7 separate regions of the Mus musculus genome follow, and all the other regions are linked to region 7. Evidence: chromatin loops called from intact Hi-C (ENCODE). Cell type or tissue: gastrocnemius. All regions are shown on one strand. Region 1 has its middle 5.4 kb from the start of Krt84. Region 2 has its middle 14 kb from the start of Krt72. Region 3 has its middle 19 kb from the start of Gm35853. Region 4 has its middle 9.0 kb from the start of Gm52200. Region 5 has its middle 13 kb from the start of Krt84. Region 6 has its middle 16 kb from the start of Krt8. Region 7 has its middle 8.8 kb from the start of Eif4b.

Region 1 (4,000 bases), 530 kb before region 7:
ATGCATAACACAGTCCTGAGCTGTGTCCTAGGGGGTGGTGGGTGGAGGCAGGGGGAGGAGTCGCCCTGGCAACTCTGGGCTGGAGGTTTTGCTGCTGTGACAGTTTCTCTTGTCAGGAAGCCTGGGTGTAATCCCAGAGATCTGCCTCTCCTCAGTGGTGTGACTGAGTCTCCATTGCTTGGTCATCATGATACTATCTGGGGCACGGGAGGAGGGAGACCTTCTGAGTGGGAAGGGAGAGGAGGGGAGGAGAACCCCCTCCTAGCTAGCCAGGGGAGGTCCAGGAAGTCCGGGTAGGTCTGGCTGGGCCTGTGGGTGTGTGTGGGAAGGACAGGAGGGGAAGCCCAGGAGCTGAGGAGGCTTTGCTAAACTGCTCCTTCTGCCTGGGCATGCGTTTGTGCTGAGCTTCTCATGTCGAGACCTGCTCCTGTCTGGAAAGCGAGTTCTGGAGTGGCCCCTCCAGAGTGCCTGGCTGGGTGGGTGGGTCAGAGGCAGAAGCTACCATCGTCCGGCACCTTCCTGTCTGTGCCTTCCCAGACTGAGGGTCCAAAGGTTTCCTTAGGGGAGGTAAACTGATCCATTTTTATTGGGCAACACCTGCTACCTACCAAAGGATGAGTTTTTCTGGCTGGATTCAAATTTCTTGCCTACTCCACATAACCAGTCCGGAGTGAAAATGTTGCTCTTGGCAGTATGTGCGGCTCAGATTGCTTCCACAGAGCTCCACCATGCTTTCACGGTGTGTGCGTTGACTGCAATCATGCTGGCAGAGCGGCATCTTCCTGCCCTATGGTTCTGATGTCCCAGCTTCCCTTCCTCTGCTAAGGGTCCTTCCCTTCCCTTCCCTTCCCTTCCCTTCCCTTCCCTTCCCTTCCCTTCCCTTCCCTTCCCTTCCCTTCCCTTCCCTTCCCTTCCCTTCCCTTCCCTTCCCTTCCCTTCCCTTCCCTTCCCTTCCCTTCCCTTCCCTTCCCTTCCCTTCCCTTCCCTTCCCTTCCCTTCCCTTCCCTTCCCTTCCCTTCCCTTCCCTTCCCTTCCCTTCCCTTCCCTTCCCTTCCCTTCCCTCCCCTCCCCTCCCCTCCCCTGCCCTCTCCTTTCCTCTCCTCCCTTCTCCTCCCCTCCTCCTCCCCCACCCCTCACTCCACCCCTCCCCTCCACTCTATACTGGGATTGCACATAGGGTCTTGTGCATGTTAGGCAAACTGCTCTACCACTGAGCTACATTCCCACCCTTCATCTCCTACTACGTTGCCCAGGTTGTCTTAGAACTATCTGCATTCCATGGCAGGCCTTGGATGTAACAATCCTTAGCCCCCCAGAATCACAGTGCCATTTTTGAAGCCATTGTCCCAAGCCAAGCTGCTGGGTTTCTTTCTGAGTGCTTGGTAACTCTAGCTGGAAAGAGGGCGAAGTAAGTGAACCTGAGACCACAGAGGTGACTGGATGAGGAAGGGTCACTGGGAAGCACAGGAGCAAAGGATTCTGGGGACAAGTTCTGAGGCAGAAAGCACTCGACAGCCAGGGCAGGGAGAGGCACATGGGCTTGTGAGACACTTGGGAAGGCAGACACAGGAATATAGTGCTCACCTCCAGTTCCTCTCATCCTCCTCAGAGCTCTGCAAACTGCTCCCTGGCTGTCCCTACTGGGACCCTCAGTGAGTAGCAAGGTTTAGATTCATGCCACCCACCAGGATAGGCGATTCCTCCTGTCTCCTGGTACCCAGTGGGTCTGCACAGAGGGAGGTGTTTTTGAGAAGAGTGGAATGAGAATTGGCAGGTCACCACCAGGAGGCACTTTCATGCTGTGAATCACCTCCCACACCGTGGAAGGAAGAGTAGCTACTGCAAGACGATACAACCTGAAGAAGCTGTGTGGAGTCCCTGAGATGTAACCAGGCCTGAGCTAGGGTGTCCATGGCTGCTGCGGGTAGCACTTGCTTGGGCTCTTCCACCTCCTAGCAATCACTCTCAGGAGCCCGACTGGCCTGGAATCAAAGTCTCACAAGAGGCTGGTTGCTGACTCCAGGCCAAGAGTATTCCTAGTTCCAGAGACCTAGGTTATAAACCAGGAGGGAGTTTGGCAGGCACAGGTGCAGGCAGAGATGGAGGCTCTCCCTCACTATGCCCCTGCCAGCTGCTGTGCCTCACAGTAATGGCCTCTTTCATCTCACAGTCCTGCAGACCTTTGAGCTTCAGGCTTGTCTGCTACCTGTTGCTCTTCCGGAAGGGGGAGCTTTTGAGTCTTGCTGGCTACACTGAGACCCCAAGTTCTGTCATGCCCTGCCCCCCACCACTCAGCCCTGCCCCCGCCATCCAGCCATATTTCTGTCAGAGACAACGGCTATAATCATTGCTTCAGTTCTGCACTCCCACTAAGCTGCTCTTAAAAGCCCCAGAGTACAATGCACAGCTCCACACAACAGGCTTATTTAAGGGGACTTGGTAAAATTTCTGTCAGATGTTTGCAGCTGTCATTATTTCCCTGGCTCCCAGCTTCCTCTCCGGCTGGCCCTTAGGAGCTACCTTTTATCTGTGTATTTCCTAACACATGCAGGAGTCACCCAATTAGTGGCCAATCGTGCCAGCTTCTTTCACTTCGAGTGCTTCAAGGATTGCCCATGTTGTAGCACCCATTAGCATCCTATTTCTTCTCAGGAATAAAGTTATATTTTCACTGTCCAGCTGTGCCATATCATTTTGCTTATCCGCCGATGGGTATCTGAATCGTTTCCAAGTCTTAGTTATTATGAACCATGTAGCAGCTTTTTTGTGTATGGAAACACATGTTCATTTCTCTTGAGTATGTATCTAGGAGTGGACTAGCTAGGTAACTCTATGTGTAACACTTTTGGAAACCAACACTCGGTTCTCAGCAGTGATTGTGCCAGTTAGCATCCTGTCACAGGTGTAAGCAATCAGGTATTTCCATCGGCCTAACTTCAGGGACCTGGCAGCAGATTACATCATTACCTGCCATCTCAAAGTACTTCAGGTGTGGCAGGTGTGGTTCATAAAAGGTACTGGCCACACCAGCTCTCCCCTCAGCTTCCAGGATGCAGGAGAGGGGAGAGGGGGGAGGGGGAGGGGGAGGGGGGAGGGGGAGGGGGAGGGGGGAGGGGGAGGGAGGAAACTGAGAGCTCAGTCTTTCTTTTTCATGTGCTCACTTCAAGGCAGCCTTTTGCTCTCCCCCCTCCCCCAACAAACTTTTTACACTAGATCTGTTGCGAGGCATAATTTCTTAGTGGCACACCTTGGCACAGGCCTGCCAAAGGTACCTCCAGTCTCATCTCTCCTAAGGGCTCTTAGTATTGTTACTTACAGGAAGGGTTGTCTCCTTCACCTCTGTACCATCAGCACTCCAGCCTGACTCAGGCAGGTACTTAATATCTGTTGTTGGCTGGGTGTGGTGGCGCACGCCTTTAATCCCAGCTCTCAGGAGGCAGAGGCAGGAGGATCTCTCTGAGTTTGAGGCTATTACTGGTTTACACAGCAAGTTCCAGAACAGCCAGGACTTCATAGAGAGAGCCTATCTCAAAAGTAAAATGCAAAACAAAAATAGATTGCCCAAACAAAAAGCGGATGAGAGGGTTCTTTTAAACAGGCTGCCCAGAATCTGCAGCTCCAGGCTTCCCATCACACTCCTCTCTTGGGTCTCTGTGAGCCTCTCTAACCAGCTTTCAGCACAGCCACTAGCTTGTTTTGAGCATCATCTATGGTTGCACAGTTTGGTCCAGAGTTCTGGGAGGTTAACAGGCCTTGTTTCTCATCTTGGTATCATGGGCCTCTAGCTCAGGGCTCTGCACAGAATGGAGACTCTGAATGTGGTTGTGGGAAGGAGGAGGCACCTTCTGATTCCAGCAGGGGCCACCACAAGGGACAGAAAACTCTCGAGGAGGGATGAACTCTGAGGTCAATGCAGCCAGCAGGGAGGGTTCTAGGGCCTCATGAAGGGTGAGACTGCTGGCCTCCAGGCTTAACTCCAGTCCTTGGACTCCTTAAATGA
Region 2 (4,000 bases), 290 kb before region 7:
TCATCCCTAGGGAGATGCTACAGTGGTGGGTCAGGACCATGGTGGGACGTGCCTCAGGTATAGATGGAATGGCCAGCCCCCTTTCTGGGTCAACATTATAACTGAGCCTACCAGACCCGGGAGATAGAATTAGGGAGAGGGTGGGAGCTGGGGAGATGCCACTGGGTAGGACCAAGGTACTGGGCACCAGGTAACACCAGAGAAGGTGGGGATTGGGAGGAAGAGACACAGAGGTAGGATATCAAGGGGGGAAAATGAAGGGTGTTGAGGGAAGATAGAGTCTGAAAAAGCTGCTCAGTGAAGAGCCGAGACTGAAGAAAGGGGCTGCACACCACGGCTGGCGACAGACTGCCAACCAAGCCCTTGAAGCTTGTCAACACAAATATCCGCATGCTGCCCAGCCAGAGACTGAGGGACAGGCCACCTGCTGACTTCAGGAAATGTCCTGCCCGAGCCCTATCCCCACAGACGCAGACTGGTCATAGAACTGGAGACTGGAGCAAGCAGTGGTTAGGAGCCGCTAGCTGTCGGCCACTGGAGCTCAGAGCCACAACATCATCTTCTCCCTCCGTAGCTAGAAAGCTCTACTCACCCTTCCCTCACAGTGCCAGGGAGGGCGGGTGCCAGGGAACCAAATCCTCACTTCCCTAGTGACCAGGGGTCTCAAGAAGGCAAGTGGGGGTTTGATGGCTGGCCACAAGTCACAATGCCCACTGCCAGATCAGAAGGGGGCTTTGTAAAATGAACCAGGAGCCAGGAGAGCCAAGATGGGAGAACAGCGACCACCAGGGAGCCAGGAGACTGGAAGCAGTGAGATCAGGACTGGGGCACACTTATTTTCCAGGTCATGAGGAAGAGCAGAGGGTAGTGTGGAGCAAGCCAGCAGCCATGGGAAAGAGCCTTCTGGGGTCCGAGGAGAATGCAGTAAGAGCTGTATGGAGCAGGACTGGAATGGGCTAGTCTGGTAGGCACATTTCAGAGAAGTTCGGAGCAACTGCTTGTCCACGGCTTACAGGCACCAGTCACTGGAATCAGCACTTCAACCATTTTAACTCACCCTCACGCCAATCCTTTCCCCTTCTCCCCATTGTTAAAATAAAGAGACAACAAAGGCAGGCAGACTGATGAGTAGCAAAGAAACAAAGCCAGGAATGAAATGCACTGCTGGTTGGCAGTGTCCCAGGCCACCTCTGCTTCTTCATCTATAGTTACAGCTGGAAGGACCTGGAACCTCGGAGATCTAGATCTAAAACCCTTGTGGGGACAGACGGTAGGAAATATGAGGTTAGGACCATCGGCCTCCTAAGGGAGACCCACAGCAACATGGGATGTGGAGTGGATGCTACCCTGAGGCTGGAGGAGATAGGGAGGACACCTCTACACCCCAGCCCCCTGCTGGTGCTGAAAGGAGCTGCCAAAGAGGAATACAGAGACAGACAGGCAATGCAAAATAATCACCAGTCACCCTGAAGGCATTTAAGGCAATGGAGTCCTGGGGAACCCACAGAGTAGCCTTCCACATCCTCCTCCAGGAAGCCCTGTACAAGATTGTCTATGTACAGTTGTGCAGTGCTGGTTCATCTGCTTTGAGAGACAGTTATTCAAAGGTCGCCCTTATAGCCAAGGTTGGGACTTGCTTGAGATGCCAGTGGGACTTGGAGGAGGGAGTGTTGCTGAGTGACTGACCTCCCACGCTCCCAGGACCTCTGACACAACAGGGATGTTCTCAGACACCTGAGGGAAAGCCCTGTGAAAGAACAGCTAGCTACTGAAGGTGGGGAGGTTCAGAAAGAGGGGGCTGCCTCCTTTCTCCTTCCATGAGAGGAGAGGAGGGGAAGGAGGAGACAGGAGACAAGGCCCTGGCAACTCAGTGTTTGGGAGCAGTCTAGGCATGCCAGGGAGCCAAGCAGCTCCTCCCCCAGAGAGGCACTGGGCTGACCCGGGTTTATCCCCCACAGCTTCTTTGTAATCTTTTTCTCAGGGCCGAGGTAGGTGCAGTACCAGGAGCTGCTGACAGAGGGCAGTGTGTGCACAGGTTAGATGTACCAGAAGTGTTAGCACTTGAGACAAATCCAACGTTCCATACACAGTCTAACTCTATCAACTTCTGCTGCTGCCCGACTCCTGGGCCCTGAACCAATCAGTACACATCCTACAAACACAGAGAAAGACCCACAGATGCAAGTCCCGTGGACAGAACATGGTGCTGAATACCTCAAATCCCAGTATTCTGGAGAGACAGGAGGACCATGGCAAGTCAAGGGCCAGCCTGGGCTACACAGGGTGTTCCAAGCTAGCCAGGGCTACTCAGCAAGACTCTTCCCAAATGAAGTTATCAGTCACTCAGATCTTGCAATGACACACGACAGGTTCAGGTCAACAAACAACAGTGTATATAACCAGGTCCCAGAGTGGGATAAGAAGGCTGAAAACTTTCTGTCATTTGATGATGCTCCAAAGCACTGGGTAGGACTCAGGTGTTCGTGGTAAGTCTGGAGAACACACACTCACAACACCACCAGGCATAAAACAATTATAGGCAGTCGCAATACTTGACAAGAAGACAGATGGCTGTCACCAGTGCCTGCATTGCTACACGATGCATTGATTCGTCATCTTAGAGAGTGTGACTTCTGCTTATCCACTGTGCTGCCCCAGCAACAGCTGTGTACATCTTTTCAGGGTTGAGCTGCACTGCCTAGGTGGGCATAAGCACACTCCGCATAAGCACACTCTGACGCCTGCACCCTGGCACGATCACCTAGCAACACTTTCCAATCACGTGAGTCTTCATTACGCAACACACAGCTGCAGTCATAACAGCTGTGAGGTGTCCTCCACGACTGGAATCACAGACCCCAGAACCTCACAGGGCTTCAACGCCCACTTCTGTCCCTCCTCGATACATGGTCTGATCCTTGGTGAGCTGTTTAACCTCCCTCCCTGAGTCCCAACACCCCAGAGCAAACTGGGCAGTATGACAGTAGCACTTTCATTGTTGACAATGGTCCATACCAGTTCTCAGGAGAATTAGCCATTCTGCCAGGTAGAAAAGTCTCCAATGGGGCTGAGCTGAGCTCCCGGCACACCAAAAGGACAAGGCTAGCTAATGTTAAACCCATTTTTACAAGGGCATGATTTTTCTACTGCGCCACAACTGGCAATTAAAAGAAGCAAAATCCAAAGTCAGAATGCCAGGCAGGTCCAGAGGGACGTTAGCCTGGATGTCTTTGCTTTGCCTCTTTCCCAAGGATCAGTTTAGCATTTGATGATATCAAAGGGCCCCCATTTCAACAATAAATTATGTAAAGTGTATGTATGTGGTTGTGTTAGAAACACAAACCTACTAACCCGGTGTTTTCTCACTTACATGGCAAGGCATTAAGGCGTTTGTATTATGTAGGGCTCTTAATTCCCCAGAAGCAAAGACTCCACTTAGTAGCACATTCTCGCAGGAAATATATCCTGAGTTGAGCCACACATGAGGACCCTGGGACAAGAGGGTGTTGAGGGATAGGGGAGGGACATGCATGGATACCAGCATAGGTTCAAGGGGTGTCACAGCTACACAGGTACCTGCTGAGACCCTACTATTCCCAGGTACTATAAGCAGAACTCTCATTCCTCTGAGCTTGCACTCCTGAAGAGTGGGGCCTGGGGAATGGTCGGGCTGGCAGCTAGAATGTCACTTCTCTTTTCATGCTAGGTGGCTTGATGGGGTTTCCTGGAAGAACTGGGCACAACAGGTGCATGGGAGGGAATGAAATTTCATCCTGGCTACAAAAGATGAGGAAATTATTTTTCTCAATAAGTGGAAAATAGATAAATGGCCCCTGGGTGAGAAGAGTCTAGTCAGCTAAGGGATAGACTGATATGGATCAAGGAAGGATGGACATAGGAAAAGATGTCATAGGCACCTGGAACGCCACCTTTCAACAAAGCTTGTTCTTGAAAGACCGGCCTGCCCATGATAAGATCTCTGTTCACATCAGTTGGCTGG
Region 3 (4,000 bases), 730 kb before region 7:
GATCCACCAACCTGCTGGGAAGTTCCAGAAGGGACTCTGTTATTTCTCAGGTTGGCCCTGGAGAGCTGCTCCTTCCAGGAGAGGGAGTTCCATGAATTTAGGGTACATGGCCCCTCTCCCCATTTTTCTCCCATTTCACCAGCTGGGCAGTGTACTTAACAAAGCTCAGAGGGAGAGGTCTACCTTTGTCTGCTAATGGGGTTTGGTCAGCCTGCTTCTACTGCTTCTAAGCTGTGTGGCTTAGGCCCTTTCTCTGCCTGGCCTTCAGATTCTCTCTTAAGATGAGCAGGCAGGGTACACTCATGGTTCTGGGATGTCACCCCTCGAAGGAGGGCTGTGCCCTAGAGTTAAGGTGAGGTTGCCCAGTTAAGGTGAGGTGGCCTTGCTCATTTATAGAGGGAGATGGACCAATGAGGGTAGTACTGGCTATCTTGTGGTCCGTTTACTTCAGAGGACAGATGAAGAGGTGCTGGGCATGCCATCATGCCTGTCAGAGCATTAGGGGAGGGTCTCCGACAAGTCATTTGGGACCTGGTGTGTTGGGAGTGTTGTGACTGATATAAAGCCTCCAGGGGGTGGCCTTGAAGCCCCATAGACCTTGTGACTGGCTTGATGGCTCTGTGGCTCTGTGTCAGCACATGAACCATGGTCCTTTTCCTCTTGACACAGGACAAAGAACTCCTTTCCTCTGCCATAGGCCATAGGGTATTGGGAGGATATGTGCTTGGACCCCAGAGCTTTGCTTCAACAGAGCTATGGTCTTAGCATATGCAGCTTGTGCAAACAGGGAGGGGGTGAGCAGGCCGTAGAGTCCTCAGGAGAACCCTATGCTCCCCAAGTCTCACACCAAGGCCACAATGTATCCTAGGCTCCCCAAGTCTCACGCCAAGGCCACAATGTATCAAAGTAAAGCCTTTTGTGGCCTAGGGATTAAATGATCCCTAAGCTGTCTAGTTTGCACTCCTTGTCTGTGACCAAGAGGAAGTGGAGGCAGCAGGAATGCTAGAATCCAGCCAGGTCCTGTCCCAACAGGCACCAGAGGGTTGGGCTTCATGGGCTCTAAGCACAGCGGTAGCTAAGCAGCCTCAATAAACAGTGGAAACACACAAGTGCCCCCAGTGTGTGCGTGCTCCTGGTCACGTGTATACCTAGGTTGAGGCCACAGTGTTTCAAATCATAGATAGGGACCATTCTTGTCCCTTTCCAATCCTGTCACAAACAGGCCTGGGATGTGTTCTGTCAGTCACAGAACATTTGTGCTGTACCTGGCCAACCACACACATTATCCTCTTCAGTCCCTATAGCCCTGGATGCAGGTAACCTTAGTACCCATTTTCAAAGATGGGGAAACTGAGACTCTGAAAGTTGTACAAGCCCAAGGGCAAGGGCAAGGGCAAAATCAGGCTTCAAATTTAGTTCCGTCTCACTGTGGAATCATTTCAGCACTTTTGGGATGTGTGCATGTGAGCAGTGACCAGGGTATGTGCACACATTTGCAGAGATGGTTGCTATGCTGGTGGCCGGTGTCTGTAGGATGCCTCCATTAAGATGTATACACTTATATGACCCATAAAGCCCAAATGCATATGTTTGTGTATGCGTGTGTATACATGTGTGCAATGCATGTCTATATTCACTAGTGCAAATGTGTGATGTGTGTGTACTGTGCCATGTGGTTCTCTCAACCTCCCTGTCAGCCCATGTGCCTTCTCTCCCTTCTTGGCTCTGGACACAAGTGGAATACCTTAATATGTTTCATGGAAGGACTATCAGGCTGGTGCCACATGGGTTTGTGACAGCCTTGTAGACGGCACAGGAGCCTTCGGGAGTCCACAGCTTGGGCAAGAAATGCCAGATGTGAAGAAGAAAGGGGGTTTCTCAACCTCCAACCAGGGACAGAGATCTGTAATAGACTCCATTAAGGAGCCCTGAACCTGGCCCCTTTATTTCTCTCTTAGGGTTCAACCTCAGAACTTGGGACAATTCTCCTATGACCCTACAGGGGGCCCAGAGTCAGGGCACCTGTGGCTCTCAGCACAGATCTCTGCCAGGCAATCCACCTCTGTACTGGAGGCAGTGGAGGGGAGAAGGGAACCCCAAATGGTGCTAAGCCTCTTCTGTGGCTCACATAAGTAGGGTGTTGTCCCAGTCCCTAAGGTAAGGGCTCACTGTTCAGTGTGCTGGTATAGATGTGACAATGGACAGCAGGGGGCGCTCGGAGCCTGCAGATTGTAGATAGAGCCACAAAGGAAGGCAGGTGAAAGGAGGGTAGGACTGGCTCTGTGCTGTGTGTGTTTGTGTTGTGTGTGTGTGTGTGTGTGTGCTGTGTATGTGTGTGTGAGAGAAAGAGAGAGAAAGACAGAGACAGAGAGAGACACAGAGAGAGAGACAAAGGGACACAGATGTGTGCGTGTGTGCGTGTGTGTGTGTGTGTGTGTGTGTGTATGTGTGTGAGAGAGAAACAGAGAGAGACAGAGAGAAAAAGGGGGAGGGGAGGGAGAGGGGGAGGGGGAAGAGGGAGGAAGAGAGAGACACAGATGTGTGTGCACGTGTGTGTATGTGTTGTGTGTGTGTGTGTGTGTGTGTGTGTGTGAAAGACAGACAGAGAGACAGAGACAGAGAGACAGAGACTGAGTGACTTCTCTGTGTCTTAGCTGTGCTGACCCTAAAGTCTGGGAGTTGGGGTGTTTGTACCTTGGCTCTGTTTGCTTTCCTTTGGGCAGAAATTAAGTGGCTACTGTGACAGCCATCAGACTCAGATATCTTAGCAGACACCCTGAAAGCTTAAAAAAAAAATGGAAGCAAGCCAGCAGAGGAGGGGTGATCTTTTATTTCTGAGCAGAGGCTCTGGCAAGGGACCTGGAGACATCACCCACATTCCTCCTAGGACAGCTGTGTAACCCTTGCCCTTTCCCCTGCAGATCCAGAGTCGGATACCTTGTCAGAATGTCATATAGCCTTTGATATTCAGCCGTGCTTTCTCTAGTCCCATGCCTTCAAGTCCAGAAAGCACCACAGGTTCTCCCTGCTCGAGCCTGCCTCCTTCAGTTCTAGGGTGACTTTCTGGGCTTCCTAATCCCCAGAGAGTGACAGGTGTTCCCCTTTCTCTTTTGTGTCTTAGCCAACCCCCCATTAGCTCTCTGTGGGAAATCCCAAGTGTGGTTTCTCCTTTAAAATGCTTTTTTATCAGCACACATTAATCATACATAACGATGGGTTTCATCACATTTTCACACATGTATTGATTTTGATTATATTTTTCTTCTCAGGTAGCTTCCCTTCCACTTCCAGATCACCTCCCCTTTTATGAGCCAGGGTTTCACTGTGTAGCCTCGGTTGGCCTGGAACTAGCTATCTAGACCAGGCTGGTCTCAACACAAAGATTGCCTCTGCCTCCCTAGTGCTGAGATGGAGGGCATGTGACATCACATCCAGGTTTATGACGGGATCTTGAGGGGCCTAATCCTATGCTGTCTCTGTGCAGGTAGCCAGTCACAGCTGGTGTGAGTTCATAAGCACAGCAGCCACGTCACGCCAGGAAGTCAGCACCTCACCCCAATTCCCCAACTTCCCCAGGCTCTTACGTTCCTTCTACTTCTTCCCCCCCCCCAAGATGTTCCCTGGGCTTCGGAAGGATGTTCCCTGGGGTCTGGATGATACAGACGTCCCATTTATGCATGGGTATCCGATGGTCATTTCTTCTCTCTGTTCTTGACCAGGCATCAATCTTCACAACTATGGCTGATCATTGCAAAAAGAAGCTTCTCTGACTAGAGTGGACAGGAGCAGTATTCTCTGGGCACAGATGTAGTTATTTAGATGGCCATTCTTGGGCACACCATGTCCATTTAGCAAACCAACAGCAATGGTTTCTCTACTAGAGTCTATGACTTCTTTGGCCACAGGCTTCTGACTGAGTTTTCGGTACCAGATGTAAATTCTCTCATGTGGAGTGGGCACCAGGTCCGATCTAGCACGGCCCCTTATTTTGTCTGGATAC
Region 4 (4,000 bases), 740 kb before region 7:
GCTTGCCTGCTGCCATGTTCCCTACCACAAGGGCCATGTGCTCTAACCCTCAGGGACTGTGAGCCCAAATGAACACTTGATAAGCTGACCTGGTCATGGTGTCTTAGCCCCAGCAATAGGAATGTTACTAGAACAGTCCCCAGGACTGTTAAATCTCAGGACATCTGCAGAATGAAGGTGCCCAATTACATGATATTGTCAATAGGTGCTTGCCAGGTGAGCAAGTGTGGAAGTGTTCAACTTTTGAAGGCGTGGTGCGGTGGGGCCTTTGAGACGGTTTCCTGTAGGTAAGTGGGCCGGGAGCTGGCTGAGGGCCAGGATGACCATGAATTCCTGATCTTCCCTTACCCCACTTTGCTGAGCTAAATCCTAGACCTGAACCTCATGGAGATGCCCTCATGGTTCTCTTGGGAGGGCTAAGCCCATAGCCATGCCCCTTCCCCCTGGGAGGGCTAAGTCAATAGTCACCGCCCTTTCCCCCTGGGAGGTTAAAGCCATAGTCATGCCCTTCCTCCTGGGAGGGCTATCCCATAGCCACGCCCCTTCCCTGGGGGTGAGTCTAAGCCCAGAGTTACGCCCCTTCTCCTTGGGGGGCAGTCTAAACCCATAGTCACGCCCCTTCCCCCTGGGAGGGCTAAATCAATAGTCATGCCCTTCCTCCTAGGAGGGCTATCCCATAGCCACGCCCCTTCCCCTTGGGGGGCGGTCTAAACCCATAGTCACGCCCCTTCCCCTTAGGGGCTCTAAGTCCATAGTCACGGCCCCTTCTTGCAGAGATACTTAATTTTCACGAGTGTCTTAATTTTCTGTCCTAAGGATTCACCAACTTGGTGGCTTAAAACACCAGAAATCGATTACCTCACAGGTCTGTAAGTCCATGTTTATATCAAGGGGTCTGCAGGGCTGTGGCCCTGGTGAAGGCTCCAGGGCAGACCCTTCTTCTGCCTCCTTCTGCTGGCTTTTAGCAGCTTGGAGGATTCCGCAGTCCTCGTAGATTTGCTCTGAGCTCACCACGTGCCGGTGTATTCTTCTTGTCAGTTTCTCACAAGGATACCTGTCATTAGATTTAGGGTTCACTTGGGAACTAGAGGGGATCTCACTTGCATACTCCAGATGAAGTCATCCTCCCAGGTAGATTTTTCTGGGGCCATTGCTCAACTTACTTTAGGGTTTTTGATCTAAGCCATGTATGTTTCATAGGTGGGAGAAGATTCTGTGGGTTCCTGACGACCTCACCTGGAGGACTGCTTTGGCCTGTTTGGCAAGTTCGTCGGTTTCTCTTGTGTATGCACACTGGTGCCCCTCTCGAGTGGCTCATAGGGCTACCGGCAGCTCCCCCAGAAAGCTGTTTAGAGAGGAGGGTGGAGTAATGGGGCTATATAGAGAGGTTTGGTTAAGCCCTACTTCTGCCTGCTACAGGGACTCCACGGGTGGGTCCTCCTGTACAAACTCATTGACAGGAAGGGAACCCTTCCGTTGGTTCCCTCACCTTTCAGCCCAGGCCCACGTCACAATCTCACTCATCAGCTTCAGGGCACTACTCTGCCTACTTTTCGAGCTCCAGTCCAACCATCACTGAGTTGAAGGAAGACTCAAGCTGCAGCACCGCTTGCCTCTGTTTCCTAGTTCACTCACCCTTGCCAACTGCCTGGTGGCTTTCTTCACCAGCTCTGGTTCGGTCCCAAGAGCCTAAGGAGGTCTAGTCCTATGTTGTCCACTGGAGGGCGCTCCTGCTCCGTGGAACTTGCTGTTTCCCAGTGGGGGCAGGGCTGCGGCAGCTTTTCTGCGGGAGGTGGACAAGAGAGGCTGTTGAGCCTGCCCAGCAGGTCTGGGTGTGGTGTGAGGAAGCTGCAGGCCTGGGAGAGCTGGGTTATACACACATGGTTTAAAAGGTGTGTGTGTGTGTGTGTGTGTGTGTGTGTGTGTGTGTGTGTACATGAGGAGAAGGGCAGTCAGTGATGGTGTCAGTTGTAAATGTCCTGGTTCCTCTGACTCTCTCAGGCCTAGGGTCCCCACAGTTGTGTTGTAAGGACTCAGGTAAAAGACTGAGTCTGGCCCTGTCCACCCCCACTCCCTTCCACATTTTCACTCAAGGACAGCTTTGGAGTCTTATGTCACTCTTCTTATAAGTGAGATTCAAGCAACCATACATACTCCTGCCACAGGACCATCATGGGATGTGCTGGACATGCAGGGGTGTGGGGTGGGGATCTAGTTCGGAGTCAGGGTGGCAGGGGATGTCAGGTGGAGAGAGCTGGGCTGGAGAACCTATTGCTCAGAGGTGCAGGTGTGAAAATAGTGTGCAGGTGTGAAGTGTGTACCCAGGGGTGAAGAATGCCCAGGTATGAAGTATGTGCAGGTGTGAAGAGTGCACAGGTGTGAAGTGCTGCAGGTGTGAAGAGTGCCCAAGTGTGAAGAGTGCGCAGGTATGAAGTGTGTATCCAGGTGTGAAGAGTGTGCAGGTGTAAAGAGTGCCCAGGTATAAAGAGTGCCCAGGTGTGAAGAATGCCCAGGTGTGAAGTATGTGTGCAGGTGTGAAGTGTGTGCAGGTGTAAAGAGTGCCCAGGTGTGAAGAATACCAAAGCTGTTGCTGGGAGTCTGGGTGAGAGGGAAGAGGGCCTTTGGAGCTGGAACCTGGAGCCTGCCTTAGGGCTATAGGGAGGCCTAACATGGGCTGGAGGAGTATGGGGCTGGCCTGGAAGGAAAGATGGCTTTCACTGTGCCTGGGCACCATTTTGTACATCATGGGGTCCTGCTGGGTTGGGCTGGGTGTGGCTGGCAGACAGTGGATTCTTGGTTGCTGTGGTGGGTTGAGGGTCACTCCGTGATGAGGACTGCAGGCTGAAGGCGGAAGTGTTTGGAGGGTTGTGCTATTAACCCAGGCTTTTGAAAGACCCACATTGTGACAGGGAGAATCATCCCTCTGATGAACATGGGGTGAGTTGAGGTTGGACGGTGGGGGCAAGAAGGGCAGGGACCTGGGCCATGATGGCTGCTGGAGAGCAGGGCGGGTTTCCTAGGAGGAAGAACCTCTTCACTGAACTGAACTGAACTGAACTGAACTGAACTGAACTGAACTGGAGAATCTATGAGAATCTGCATCTCTACTTGGGACACCCTGGCCTGGGACCTGGCCTTACCTGTCCCCAATCTCCTGTCTCCCCTGGTTCCCACTGCCCACAAGTGGCTGTGACTCCTGGCTAGGATTCTGGTGTGAGCCCTGGTTATATGGAGACCTGGGATTGGGTAAAAGAGCTTCAGCCTCAACCCCACTGAGTGACGTGACATGACAGGGCCTCGTGTGTGTATGTGTGTGTGTGTGTGTGTGTGTGTGTGTGTGTGTGTCCTTGGCTCACCACTCTCTAAGCCAGGGCTCCTCATATGATGGTGACAGGCCCAGAAAAGAGTCACCAGGGATGGCCCTGCCTCCTCAGGGCTGAGGGTGAGAGGAAGCTGAAGGGAGTGGTGTCAGGGATTGTGGAATGTGGCCTCAGCTGGGGCTCAGAATCCCCTCAGCTGGCTATGGCAGCTGCCTTGGAAGTGGTTGAGGTTGTAGAGACTCAGACCAGCAAGCTAGCCCTGTGCTTCTCTCTAGATAGCAGCTGGCAGGGGTTTTAGGATGGAGAGGGGGTTTCCATAGCAGGAAGATCTGGGGGCTGGGAAGAACTTTTGGCCTTTATTCCAGGAGCCTGGGTTGCTGAGGGTTGAGGTGTGGGAGGGTATTGTTGCAGAGGGCTTCCAGCTGTGAGGCAGAGGGCTTCTAGCTGTGTAGCACAGTACACTTGACTGTGGAAATAGGGCAGGCCACAGCGGGACAGTAGGTCTGGAATCTATATGACTCTTGGGAGTCCTGGAATGGAACTGCTGGGGGACCTCAGGGAAAGATTGTCTTGTTTCAAGCCCTTGCTCCCCTGTGGTGAGTCACAGGCCGGGCATGCGGGCATCTATCCCACTGCTCTGGTCTACCCCAGGCACTGCTTTCTGAAGAGGGCTCCAGATG
Region 5 (4,000 bases), 540 kb before region 7:
CTGCTCAGCAGAGCCTCTAGTCTCAGAACTGGCCACATTATCAGTTCTGAATGGTTTGCTTTCTTCTTTAGCAGTAGAAACATCTTCTACATCTCAGGAGGAAGAACTATAAAGCCATAAAATCATTCCTGGGTGTCCTCAGGAGATTGGCTCAGGAACTCTGAGCATAACAAAGGGCACCCAAGGACAGTTGAGACCTTCTACAAGCTGTGTAGAATTTGTGTGGAGACAACACAACCATTTTGAGTGGGACACGTGTTCAGCTTGAGTGGAGTTTGCTGTGTTTGGTTGAACTACAGACCCAGAAAACAGCTGTGCATTTCACCTTGTATTTAGTGAGAGAACAGACAAGCTGTGTCATGGGTCTCCCTGCTGATGCCCCCAGTCCCTAAGTCTCAACTCAGGAGACCCACACATCACAGGTTAGGCTGGACTGTGGCACTTACCTCTAATGTCCCTGTGACTCCTTATGTCACCTAGACTCTGAAGAGCAGGTGACAAGGCCTTTTTCTGCCTGTCCTTTTGCTTCTTCACATGTCTCCTTCCTGTGACCTCAGCACCCATGCTGGCCCTTGAAAGTGACAAGCACACACCCGTCTCAGAGCTTCCAAGTGGGTGTCTTTTCTGTTCATTGTTCTCTCATCCACAAGGCTTGCTCCATTGGTGCTTGTGGGTCTTTTGTGCAAATGTCATCTTTCAGATTCTTCTTCTTTCAAAAATGGTAACCTGCCCTCCTACCCTAAGGCTGTCTCCATCCGGCTTACCTTGCTCTAATCTCTCTCTCTCTCTCTCTCTCTCTCTCTCTCTCTCTCTCTCTCTCTCTCTCTCGTGTGTATGTGGTGTGTGTGTGTGTGTGTGTGTGTGTGTGTGTGTGTAGTAACACACACCCATGTGGGAGCCTGTGGAGGCCAGGGATTAACTTCAGTTATCTTCCTCAACTGTTCTACATCTTATTTTCTGAGACAGGGTCTCTTCACTGAACCAAAGCTCTCTTTTTTAGGTTGGTGAGCTCTGTAAATTTACCTGTCCTTGCCCCATTGCCTTGGGGTTAGAGATGTTCATGACTGCACCGTGGCTTTTACATGGGTGAAGAAGATCCAAACTTAGGTCTTTGTGTCCACATGACAAACACTTGACTCATTCATTGAGTTGTCTGACAGACTATGATCTACTTTTAAAATATGTTTTAGAGTTTAAACCCTCTATTGCACTGTATAATCCATGCATCTTACATAGCCACCATTGTGTGTTTATCGCCTCATCCCAAAATAAGCCAAAAGGGTACAGGCATTTTGTCTGCCATTGGTAGGTTCCTAGCACTTACAACTGCTCTGAGAATTCAGTGTTGGCTGACTATATATGTGTATAAATGAACAGCTTTCTCAAATATTTGAAGGAGGGCAGAAAATGCCACATTTGTACAGCTGTAGACTTCCAACCCGGAGGACCACTCCAGGTTTGAAAACTGCTGGACTTAGAACCTTATATGGCTCTTTCTTGCCCCAGAGTGATGTGAGTATCCTCTGGGAAAAAAGACTGTAGGGTACAGGAGTTTGAAAAGATAGCCACGGTTGGCGAGAGGGAGAGATAGGATTCTTCTGCAAAGTTTTTTTTTGATCATTGCAATGTTTGGTTCCTAAATAAAATTTTGGAGGGGAAAAATGATTTTAAAAGATGTTCAAGTTTCCTGCCACTTGCCTTGGATTTTCTAGCATGAACCTCTGGAGCTAGTGGCCAGCAGAGGGCAGCAAATGCCTTCAGTTGGCCTTCCTAAAGCCTGAGGAAGAGCAGGGAAGGCAAAGGAGGTGTCTGGAGTTGCCCAAGATGTCAACTCTTTGGGAACTGAAGCTGTCCACAGATTTGTGTGCCCACATGGCATTCACCTTGGATAAAAATGCAGTAGTGGGTTTCTGTCTCTATTTGTGAGTCACTAATAATAATAATAAGAAGAATGCAGATGCATCTATTGAAGCAACATGAAGGCTTTCTTGTGCAGCACCTACTGAGTGCCAAGTAAGGCCAGCTAAGTGCTTCAGGTGCACTGTGGCATGAGCTTGACCTCCACAAACTCTTGGAGGTTGGAAATAGGTCTCCAGTCTACCCACAAGACAAGTGGCTCATTAGTGTTCAGGGTCAGGCAAGCACGTGCCCCTGTGTAGGAGTTTAACCTCTTGGACCTTGGGTTTGCTTCTGTTGATGGAAGCAGAAGAGGGGAGCTCCTGGCACAATAATGGATGGACCATGTGTATCACAACCAATTACTAATGTGGGTCTGTTTAAGTCTATGACTCTATTTATTTATTTTCATTTTGGTCTTCCGGATGTTTGCCTTCTATCACCTCTTTTTTGTTTTCTTTAGATTCCTTGAATATTTAAAAATGTTCTTTTAGGGGTTGGTGAGATGACTCAGTGGCTTGCTGTAAAGACTGGTGACCTCAGTTTGATCCCCAGAACCCAAGTCTATGTAAAGGTTAGGGAGAAAACAGATGGCACAAGATAGTCTTCTGACTTCCACAGTCATACCTTACCACACACACACACCATTATAATAAAGTAAAACTCAAAAAATTTACTTAAACTTAATTAGAGTCTCAATGCATATAAAAAATATTTCCCAGTCTACATAGAGCTAGAATATATATGTATGCACTACACACACACACACACACACACACACACACACACACACAGAGAGAGAGAGAGAGAGAGAGAGAGAGAGAGAGAGAGAGAGAGAGAGGATTTGTATGTAGTCTAGATTGACCTGGGAGTGTTTATATAGCTTGGGCTAGCCTCAGATTTACTTCCTAACCTCCCAAACATAAGGACTACAGGCATGTACCAGTATTCCTGGATAGAGCTAGGGCTTTATTACTTCCATCCCCACCTGCTCTGAAGTGGCTGCTGTTTTGTTTTCAACAGTTGTGCACTTTTCAGAGTCTATAAAGGAGTCTATAAAGGAGTGTCTAACATCTGTTGGATACATTGTGTCCATTCCTGCATTGCTACAGAAGGCAAGACAGTCTCTTACATCTAGTTAGATACTTTGTATCCTTCACTCTGCTACATGAAGAAAGTCAGTGTCTTACATCTAATTGGATACTTTGTGTTCTTCATCCCTGCACTGCACGTTTCCCAGTTCCCCAAGGTGTCCCCCCCCTTTACTTTGAGGGGCTTGCTTACAAAGCATACCTGTCTTTTATCCCCCCTGCCTTTGCTTCAGAAGGATGTGCTTGCTGGCTATGGAGTCTTGAACTTGCAGGGCCAAGATAAAGCTCAGTGGAAGAGGCTTAGCCAGGTCACACCAGGCTCTGGGTTCCAGCTCTGGTACCACACACATAGAAACATCACCAAACAAATAGGCACCTGAAGTCCTTTTCCTACTTGGCCCTTGGGAGTTGCAGTTCGCTGCCTCACAGCCTTCTGTGCTTCTGATGAGAACTCTGCTAATGCTGATTTGAATTATTGCTCCCATGTGCAATGTGATACTTTTTCCAGCCTAATATTTCCCAGTTCTTTTTTCCTTTGTTCTTCCTAGTGGATAATGACTATTATTCTGTCTCCAGCACACTGAGTCTTTCCTGTCCATTCTTCTCTGTTCTCACATTCCAAATATTCTACTTTCCAGTTCTAAAAGATCTACTTGGGTTTGTCTCTATCATTTGTTCTCTAGTGCTGAGAAAATCTCTTTCTCTGTTTCTCTCTCCTCCCTCCCCCTTTCTTTCTTTATTGAGGATTGAGTCTAGTCCCTTGAATATGCTGGGCAAATGCTCTATCACTGATCTATGTCTCATCCCCTTTTAAGCTTTCTGTTTTGAGGCAGGGTCTTGGAGTATCTAACTTCAAATCTCCAAAGTCACTTAGGCTGGCCTTGAACTCAGTCTGTAACCAATAGAGACCTTGGATTAAGTTTGTAATTTTCCACCTCAACCAGAATGCTGAGATTATAGGTCTGAACTACAATATCCAATTTACTCTCTTAGTCATTTCTGATGTGTGTCTC
Region 6 (4,000 bases), 76 kb before region 7:
AGTTAACATCAGGTGTCTTCCTCTATGACTCTCCACCTTACTTTTTTTATTTTTATTCTTTTACACTTATATTGTGCAGACATACTTGTGTGGGCACACATCTGCCACAGCTCACATGTAGAGGTCAGAGGACAACTTCTGGGAATTGATTCTTTCCCCTCCACCATGTGAGTTCCAGAGATTCAGCTCGGAGTGGCATCAGGTAGGAGCACCTCACCTGCTTAGCCATCTCACCAGCCCCTCTACCTGAGACAGGGCTTCTTGCAAACCTGCAGTTTATTCTCCTAGGCTTCCTGGCCAGTAAGTACCATACATGCTCCCATCTCCACCTCTACCTACCCCCTCAGCACCGATTACAGGTGGAGCACACATGCATACACAGCACACACAGTGGTACAACACTTTACATTCTTTTTTCTGATACCAAGTCTTCCAGATCTGATATATGATTTAGCGCCGTTAGCAGCTCTCAGAGCAAACCAGCTGTTTTGAAGCAGCCTCAGCAAGCACCTGTGACCAGTGGCCACCACGGTGAACATGAGCAGTCTTTAACTGTCTCCCCCCCACCTCAGCAGGTAGAACGAGGAGAGAGGGCCAAGCAGCTCGTGGCAGCGGGTTTGGGCCATTCAGAGTCCCATGAGTCCCATCAGGAGTTGGGAACATGGGCTCTGTCTGGGTGAGCATACACCTCTGGCTCCTTGGCTTCTTCCCAGAAGGGATCCTGCGCCTCCGATAAAGGACTGACAGAGTGAGAGGTGCTACAACAACGCCTCTGGCCACCCCACCCCAGCCACCCCTACCCTAAACCTCTCCCCCTGAGCTTCAATCCCCCCCCCCCAGCTTCTCTTTTCTCTCTTGGTTCTATTGGTCCTCAGCTCTCAGTTCCCGGTCCCCTCTCTTGGCCTTTCCTTCCTTTTCCTCTCTGACTCACATCTCACCCACCCCACCCTCATGGCCTGATCTATTCTGCTGGCTGCTTTCAGTCTGTTAGTTTCTCTCCCTGCTGGACTCTTCCAGATGCCTCTGGCTGCTCGCTCTCTATTCTCTCTCTCTCTCTCTCTCTCTCTCTCTCTCTCTCTCTCTCTCGTAGATGCAATAATAAATAAATAAATAAATAAATAACACCTCCCCTCAGCCACACCCAGGTGTGGTCATGTTCTCCTTTTCATTAAGTTTGGTTAGGATTTTTTTGTTTGTTTGCTTTTTGTTTTATTTTGGTTGTTGTTGTTGTTTTTGTTTTTGTTTTTAGGGGGTTTTGTTTTTTGTGAGACAGGGTCCCATGAAGTAGACCAGGATGAACTCAAACTCCAAGGCCGCTTTTGTCTCCCAAGTGTTGGGATTCACTGCATACACCACCATATCCCGCTCCTCTGTTTTCTTGGTTTGTTTGTTTTTTTAATCTGATAATCCTTAATATGTGGCAAACGAATCCATTCCCCTCATCCAATCGTTCCTGCCTGTCCCGCTGAAATCATTTCTAGTTGCAAGTGAGCCATCTTATCTAGAGACGGAAAAGCAAGCCGCCCTGTGCCTCCACTCCGCTCTGCACTGGAAGAAAGTAAGTCTCACATCTGCCGCAGTGTTCTGTGAACATGTTCAAGTGCAAGCCAGGGGTCCAGTTTCTTACCCCAGACCCACTCCACCCTTACCTTGGCTGCCTGGCTCCTGTTTGTATTTGGAAATTTTATCTTTTAAACCAAAAAAATCTCTCTTCAAGGTATCCATGTTATTGCTAGCCAGGTCAACCCCAAAGGTAGCCAATTGGACATTTGAAATGAGAAAAAGGAGCCGCTCCCTACATTGCAAGACAGTTCTCACGTTGTCCACCAGGAGGCGCCGGAAACCTGCATAAAGAGACCCATACGGCATAATTGAGGAGTGCTGCTTACCGCCTTCTTCCTATCCTTTCCTCAGCCTGCTTTCCTATAGAACCCAGGATCAACAGCCCAGGGATGGCAACACCCGCCGCGAACCGAGCCCTCCCCAATTGATCACTAATTGAGAAAATGCCTTACAGCTGGATCTCATTGAGGCATTTCCTCAACTGTGGGCCCTTCCTCTCTGATGACTCTAGCAGTCAAGTTGACACACAAAACCAGCCAGTATACCACTCTTTAGGAGATAGCTTGTCTAGGACGGATCCTGTGTTCAGTGTCCACTAGAGGACAAGGGGCAGGTGAGGACTTCTCCTCACCCAAAAGCTTGGGCGTAGATCCAAGTCTGTTGCTCTGATCTAAACCCTACCACCAAATGCCTTGGCTTGCAAGCCTGCCTCCCAGGAACATATTCAGAGAATCAGGTGAGGCGAAGCCCACCTGACCACTTCGGACTGGAAGCTAGTACAGGAGGGATGGAGAGGGGTCTGAAGAGATGGCTCAGTGGTTAGGAGCACCTGCTGATCTTCCAGGTTTAAATCCCAGCACCAATGCGGCAGCTCACAGCCGGCCATAGCTCCATAACGCCCTCTTCTGGCCTCTGCAGGCACCACATTCATGTGGTGAGCAAAAGTATACACAGGCAAAACACCCGAATACAGGCAAAACACCCGAATACATAAAGTAAATCTTTTATTTTTTCTGTTTTTTTTTAAAGAAGAGAACTTTTCTCTCTCTCTCCCCCCCCCCCCTCTCTCTCTCTCTCGTTTATTTTCAACAAAACAGGGAAGTGATGAAGCCTCACGGAGAAGGACACAATCACAGACCAGAGAGGCGCCTTCTCTGGCCCCTGTGTTCTCACCGCTCCTGTGGGAAGTGACACGTGACAGAAAAGAGAAGGCACGGAGACCATCTCCTAAAGAGTGATGGTTTTGTGTGCCAACTTGACACAAGCTAGAGTCATCAGAGAGGAAGGGCCCACAGTTGAGGAAATGCCTCCATGAGATCCACCTGTAAGGCATTTTGTCAATTAGTCATCAGTGGGGAAGGTGGTGCCATCCCTGGCTGGTGATCCTGGGTTCTCTGAAAAGCAGGCTGAGGAAGCCATAGGAAGAAGGCTGTAAGCAGCATCCCTCCATGGCTTCTGCATCAGCTCTTGCCTCCAGGTTCTATCACAACAATAGAAACCCTAACTAGGAGGAATAGAAATGTCATTTCTCTTGTTAGTTCAGGAACCCCTCATGCCATCAGGATGCTGCTGCCCCTCACCACTTCTGTGACATGGTTCAGTTGTCCTCTCTTCCTTGAAATGAAGACATGGGAGGTGACATATCTCATATCACAGATCCTATAGTTGACAGAGCCCTAATGTCCACCCAGGTCTTTGTTCCTACCCAGGGTTCGTTTTCAGGGTCTGACTTGAGTCATGTGTTCCTATCAGACCACAATGCCAGGATTTCTCTTTCTAAAACAGAGCCTGCTCCACACACACACACACAATGGAAGGAAGGGAGGGAGGGAGGGAGGGAGGGAGGGAGAGAGAGAGAGAGAGAGAGAGAGAGAGAGAAAGAAAAAAAGAAAGAAAGAAAGAAAGAAAGAAAGAAAGAAAGAAAGAAAGAAAGAAAGAAAGAAAGAAAGGTGAGTGAATCCTCACATTTACCAGCTTTTGTTGAACAAACTTTGGTCCTTAATTTAAAACTACTGGTTAGGGCCTGGGGAGATGGCTCAGCAGTTAAGAGCACTGGCTGTTCTTCCAGAGGTCCGGAATTCAAGTCCCAACAACCACATGGTGGCTCACAACCTCCTATAATGGGATCTGATACACATATACATAAAATAAATAAGTATTTTTTAAACTATTGATTAAATTAAAATGGCTACAGTCAAAATTACTGGAGGGATTAGAGGTAGGCAGGTCCTGAATTCAATTCCCAGCAACCACATGGTGGCTCACAACTATTTGTAATGAGACCCGATGCCCTCTTCTGTGTGTCTGAAAACAGCAACAGTGTACTCATATACATAAAATAAATAATTCTAAAAAGAAAATGAAAAGTAGATTAGGGGTGACACCCCATCCCCCAGTAATTGTCAAAGCCAAATAAAATAGCCAAAGACTGAGTCTT
Region 7 (4,000 bases):
CAAAATAGCTCAGTGGATAAAAGTGCCAAGATGATCACCAGAGTTCAGCCCCTGGGATCTGAGTGATGGAGAGAATTGACTCCTGAAAGTTTTCTGCCCCCTTCCTCTCTCACACCCTGACACCTGGCCCTCCCCCACATAAGATGAATAAATAATGTGAAATTTTTTTCTAGAAACAGGCCAAATGACCAGCCCCCAAACACACAGGCCTGTAGGGTAGGGCAAGGAGGACATGGAGTGGGGGTGGAGGGATGGAGATCGGTGTATGACCCTTCACCTAGCCCTTTGCTGATAACAGTCCACAGTGATCCCTCCCTCCTCCTGTTACCTTCAACCCCCCCCCACCTCCCCACCACACACACCTTCTGTCTCCACTCCCTCCTGGCTCTGTAAACATCATTAAACTTCACAAAGTTAAAAACAAAATCTAATCTTATCCCCACATTCCATCTCCACCGTCCCCCATAGTTGGCTCCTTCCTTCATTCTCCCAGACCCCTTTGAGCCCTGTGCTTGCCTAAGGCACCGCCTGCCAGGGGTTCTTCCTGCTCCTTTTTACACTCTCCTTCCCTGAGGCCTTCCTCTCCTAACTCTCAGCTCCTGGGCTCTCTCCTCAGACACCCCTCTACTCTCTCTACTACACTGGCTCCATTCAGAGAGATTGCTCTTTCCCTAACTGGAGAGCCTGGCCTCACAGCCCTTGGCTTTTTATCTAGGGCATCAGTTATTTGAATGAACACTGCATTTGTGCCAAAATGTGATCTGCTCTCTTCTTCCTAAAGAGACAAGAAAGAATTCCACAATGGGAGGGGCAGAACCTTCTTAGCCAGAACTTAAGAGATTTAACTGATTTAAATGAGAGACCCCTTCCAAGTCCAGATGCTCAGGTCATGTGTAAAAGGAGACTATAACAGAGTAGAGAAGCCCAAAGAGAGACACAGAAGCTGAGGAAGGAAGGGGTGGAGGTAGATTAGGAACCTGACTACAGAGGCTAAAGGGACCAAAACCAAATCGTGAGAAAGAACGGGGTATGTATTCTAGATTAAAGAAAATGAACTTTACTTGGAGGGGGGCAGTCTTATCTGCTGTTTACATTCCAGAGGACCCTGCAGCTTCTCATCTTCATGAGAAAACAACTGTAGTGTGTTCTTTCTATACAAAGCAGAGAAGGGCCAGCCTTTCCCTCAGCTTGGCACCCTCCCCACCCCACCCCTGCCTGCACCTCTGACCCTGCTGTCTGGATGTCTGGCCCACTGGAAGGACAGAGAACAGGAGTCTGTCTCCATTTTCTCTTTCCTTGTCTACTCTAAAATCATCCCTTGAGATGCACTTCCTAAGATAACACAAGAGGGCCTGGAAGTTTCAGGGCCCTAAAAGGACAAACAGGCGCATGCATGCATGCACGCACGCACACACTCAAGCAGACACACACCTCCACACCCCAGAACGCTCACGTACAAAATATCAGAAACAGCCTCGGAGGGAAATACCTGAGTCTCTCAGTCAGTCTGCCTCTCTCCACGCTCTCCTCAACAGAAAGGTCATGGAATTCAGGGCTGGAGAGTTCAGGAGTTAAGAGTGCTTGCTGTTCTTTCAAAGTTCAACTCACAACTGCCTGCAACTCCGGGTCTAGGGGATCTAACACCTCTGGTCTCTGAGAGTATCTTTGCACAAATAAAATACACACACACACACCCGTACATATGCATGGTTTAAACGCAATACATCTTTCTTAAAAGAAAGGTGAAAAAAATCAACAAATCATTCATTAGTCCGTGTGTCTGTCCTGCCTGTACTAGACCAGACACCATGCTAGCACTGCTGTGAGACGTCTATCCTCAGTATCCAGTAATATAAATTATGATCCAGCTATTAAAAGACAAAGTTGTCTTGGAGAATCAAGAAAGCTGTGACCTCTGATTGGCCCTTAAGGAACCCGTTGGAAATGAATGCGCACCCGGTGTGGAAGGGCATCCTAGGTGGGTGGAAAAGCCTGGCCAAGGTCTGGACCCGCCCCCTCTTCTAACATCACTTCCTGTCTTCATGCAGCCACCGCCTCCTCCTCCTCCTCCTCCTCCTCCTCCTCCTCCTCCTCCTCCTCCTCCTCTTCCTCCTCCTCCTCCGCATCCCTTCCAACAGCACTTAGGCTGGCTTCTCTACCTTGACCATACTCCCTAGTCATGTTGTGCTGGCTAGTTTTATGTCAACCTGACACAAGCTAGAGTTATCTGAAAGGAGGGAGCCTCAGTTGAGAAAATGACTCCATTAGATCCAACTCTAGGGCACTTTCTTAGTTAGTGATTGATGTGGGAGGGCCCAACCCACTGTAGGCGTTGCCATCTCTGGGCTGGTGGTCCTGGGTTCTATAAGAGAGCAAAATGAGCAAGCCATGGGGGAGCAAGCCAATAAGCAGCACTCCCCCACGGCCTCTGCATCAGCTCCTGCCTCCAACTGTCTGCCTTGTTTGAGTTCCTGCCTGACTTCCCTCCGTGATAGCTGAACATGTAAGCCAAATAAAGCCGTTCCTCCCCAACCTGCTTTCTGGCACACGCGCACACACACCCAATCCCTTCCTACCTCATCCTCATGGATGTCTCCTTTGCTTTCTCGGACTCTGGTGACCAGAGGTGTTCAGTATTAAGGAAGAAAGAAAGAGGGAGACGGAAGAGAAAACCAAACATCTGAGAGAGCCAGGCTCTGAGCAAGTGCATGTCTCGGGACAGAGGAAGTCTGAAGCTTCGCTTTGGATAACCGTTCGAACTGTCCCTTCAGACATTTCATTCCAAACCCGCTTATTTGTCCTCACACAGCTTCATCAGCAGTCTCCACTCTACTGATAGCAGCTGAAGTCCCGGCCCTAGCGGCCCTTGCCCTTCTCTGCCCCCTGGTGGCCTTCTAGCTGCAAACGCAGCGGCTTCTTTCTAACCAGCAGCCGCGGTGCCGCGCTCTGATTTCCTGGCTTACAGCGCCACCATTTGGACGGTTCTACTAACAGGCGGTCGCTCTGTCCCGCGTTCCTCTCCCAATTTTCCACTTAAAGTATGCTGAATGTGGGTAACATCAATAGGTCTAAATCCCCCTCCAGAGCTTCATCCATGCCAGTCTGTCATGAAGGGCCGTGCTAGAGGTGTGGATAGGAGTCAAGGAACTGGCTGTGACTCTCAATCTCTGTCATCTCACTTGTGCCCGAACTATCCCAGGTTCCCTGTTGCCTGTCCCCTCCAGCACCTCCCACTTTCCTTCAGCACTTGGCACATCCTTTATGTCCACCTTGCTACTTCCCAGTCCTCCTCAATCCTACTACCTCAGCTTCTGACTTCTGCTTATCCATCACCACACAAACAACAAATGCTTATTACATTTTAGTTTTATGTGTATGAGTATTTGCCTGTGTGTCTTTGTGTGAGCCAAGTGTGTGCCTGTTACCCACGGAGGCATCTTAGACAGTGGTGAGCTGCCTTGTGGAACCCAGGTCCTCTGCAAGGGCAGCTGAGCCACCTCGACAACCCCTTATTTGGTCTTTATTACAAAAGCAAGGGCTTGGACTGGGTGTGGTGGTGCACACCTTTGACCTCAGAATTCAAAAAGCAGAGGCAGAGCCGGGCGGTGGTGGCGCATGCCTTTAATTCCAGAACTCAGGAGGCAGAGACAGGCAGATTTCTGAGTTTGAGGCCACCCTGATCTTCAGAGTGAGACCCAGGACAGCCAGGGCTACACAGAGAAACCCTGCCTTGAAAATTAAAAAAACAAAAAACCAAAACAGAGGCAGGAGTATCTCTGTGAGTTTAAGGCCAGCCTGATCTACATAGTGAGGTTCAGGACAGCCAATACTACGAGGACATATGAAAGAAACTGTTTCAAACAAACAAGACAAAAAAGCAGAGGCAGGGTGATGGCTTGGCTTGTAAAGGCATTGTTCATGAAGCCTCATGACCTAAGTCCAACCCTTAGGACTTACACAACAGAAGGGGAAAACCAACTCCTCGAAGTTGTTCCATGAC

What was found. A loop is a pair of places that touch in the nucleus more often than their neighbours do. Peaks named below come from ENCODE experiments on the same cell type or tissue, not always from the same donor. Only the 100,000 strongest peaks of a DNase experiment are listed, where the experiment ranks them.
Region 1: a loop joins it to region 7, with 4 times the contacts of the local background. A loop is called at or near these places in 15 of 42 quality-filtered maps.
Region 2: it touches region 7 in a loop (7-fold over the local background); 24 of 42 quality-filtered maps call a loop at or near these places.
Region 3: it touches region 7 in a loop (3-fold over the local background); 29 of 42 quality-filtered maps call a loop at or near these places.
Region 4: a loop joins it to region 7, with 5 times the contacts of the local background. A loop is called at or near these places in 28 of 42 quality-filtered maps.
Region 5: it touches region 7 in a loop (3-fold over the local background); 19 of 42 quality-filtered maps call a loop at or near these places.
Region 6: it touches region 7 in a loop (14-fold over the local background); 41 of 42 quality-filtered maps call a loop at or near these places.

Annotation. Positions count from the first base shown.
Region 1 is chr15:101,536,255-101,540,254 of GRCm38, forward strand. No RefSeq gene overlaps it. Among named protein-coding and RNA genes, the nearest start is that of Krt84, 5.4 kb to the left of the region's middle. In gastrocnemius, a CTCF peak has its summit at 2,224; no DNase peak of the experiment used is centred here.
Region 2 is chr15:101,770,873-101,774,872 of GRCm38, forward strand. No RefSeq gene overlaps it. Among named protein-coding and RNA genes, the nearest start is that of Krt72, 14 kb to the right of the region's middle. In gastrocnemius, a CTCF peak has its summit at 2,001; DNase peaks (open chromatin) are centred at 1,384 and 2,005.
Region 3 is chr15:101,337,529-101,341,528 of GRCm38, forward strand. No RefSeq gene overlaps it. Among named protein-coding and RNA genes, the nearest start is that of Gm35853, 19 kb to the right of the region's middle. In gastrocnemius, a CTCF peak has its summit at 2,177 (motif pointing right); a DNase peak (open chromatin) is centred at 2,211; H3K27ac peaks cover 1,884 bases.
Region 4 is chr15:101,325,711-101,329,710 of GRCm38, forward strand. No RefSeq gene overlaps it. Among named protein-coding and RNA genes, the nearest start is that of Gm52200, 9.0 kb to the left of the region's middle. In gastrocnemius, a CTCF peak has its summit at 1,718 (motif pointing right); a DNase peak (open chromatin) is centred at 1,741; H3K27ac peaks cover 265 bases.
Region 5 is chr15:101,518,233-101,522,232 of GRCm38, forward strand. No RefSeq gene overlaps it. Among named protein-coding and RNA genes, the nearest start is that of Krt84, 13 kb to the right of the region's middle. In gastrocnemius, a CTCF peak has its summit at 1,738 (motif pointing right); a DNase peak (open chromatin) is centred at 1,751.
Region 6 is chr15:101,986,461-101,990,460 of GRCm38, forward strand. It overlaps a transcript of Krt78 not described here. Among named protein-coding and RNA genes, the nearest start is that of Krt8, 16 kb to the right of the region's middle. In gastrocnemius, a CTCF peak has its summit at 1,816 (motif pointing right); a DNase peak (open chromatin) is centred at 1,833; H3K27ac peaks cover 357 bases.
Region 7 is chr15:102,062,944-102,066,943 of GRCm38, forward strand. No RefSeq gene overlaps it. Among named protein-coding and RNA genes, the nearest start is that of Eif4b, 8.8 kb to the right of the region's middle. In gastrocnemius, no CTCF peak of the experiment used is centred here; DNase peaks (open chromatin) are centred at 2,476 and 2,915.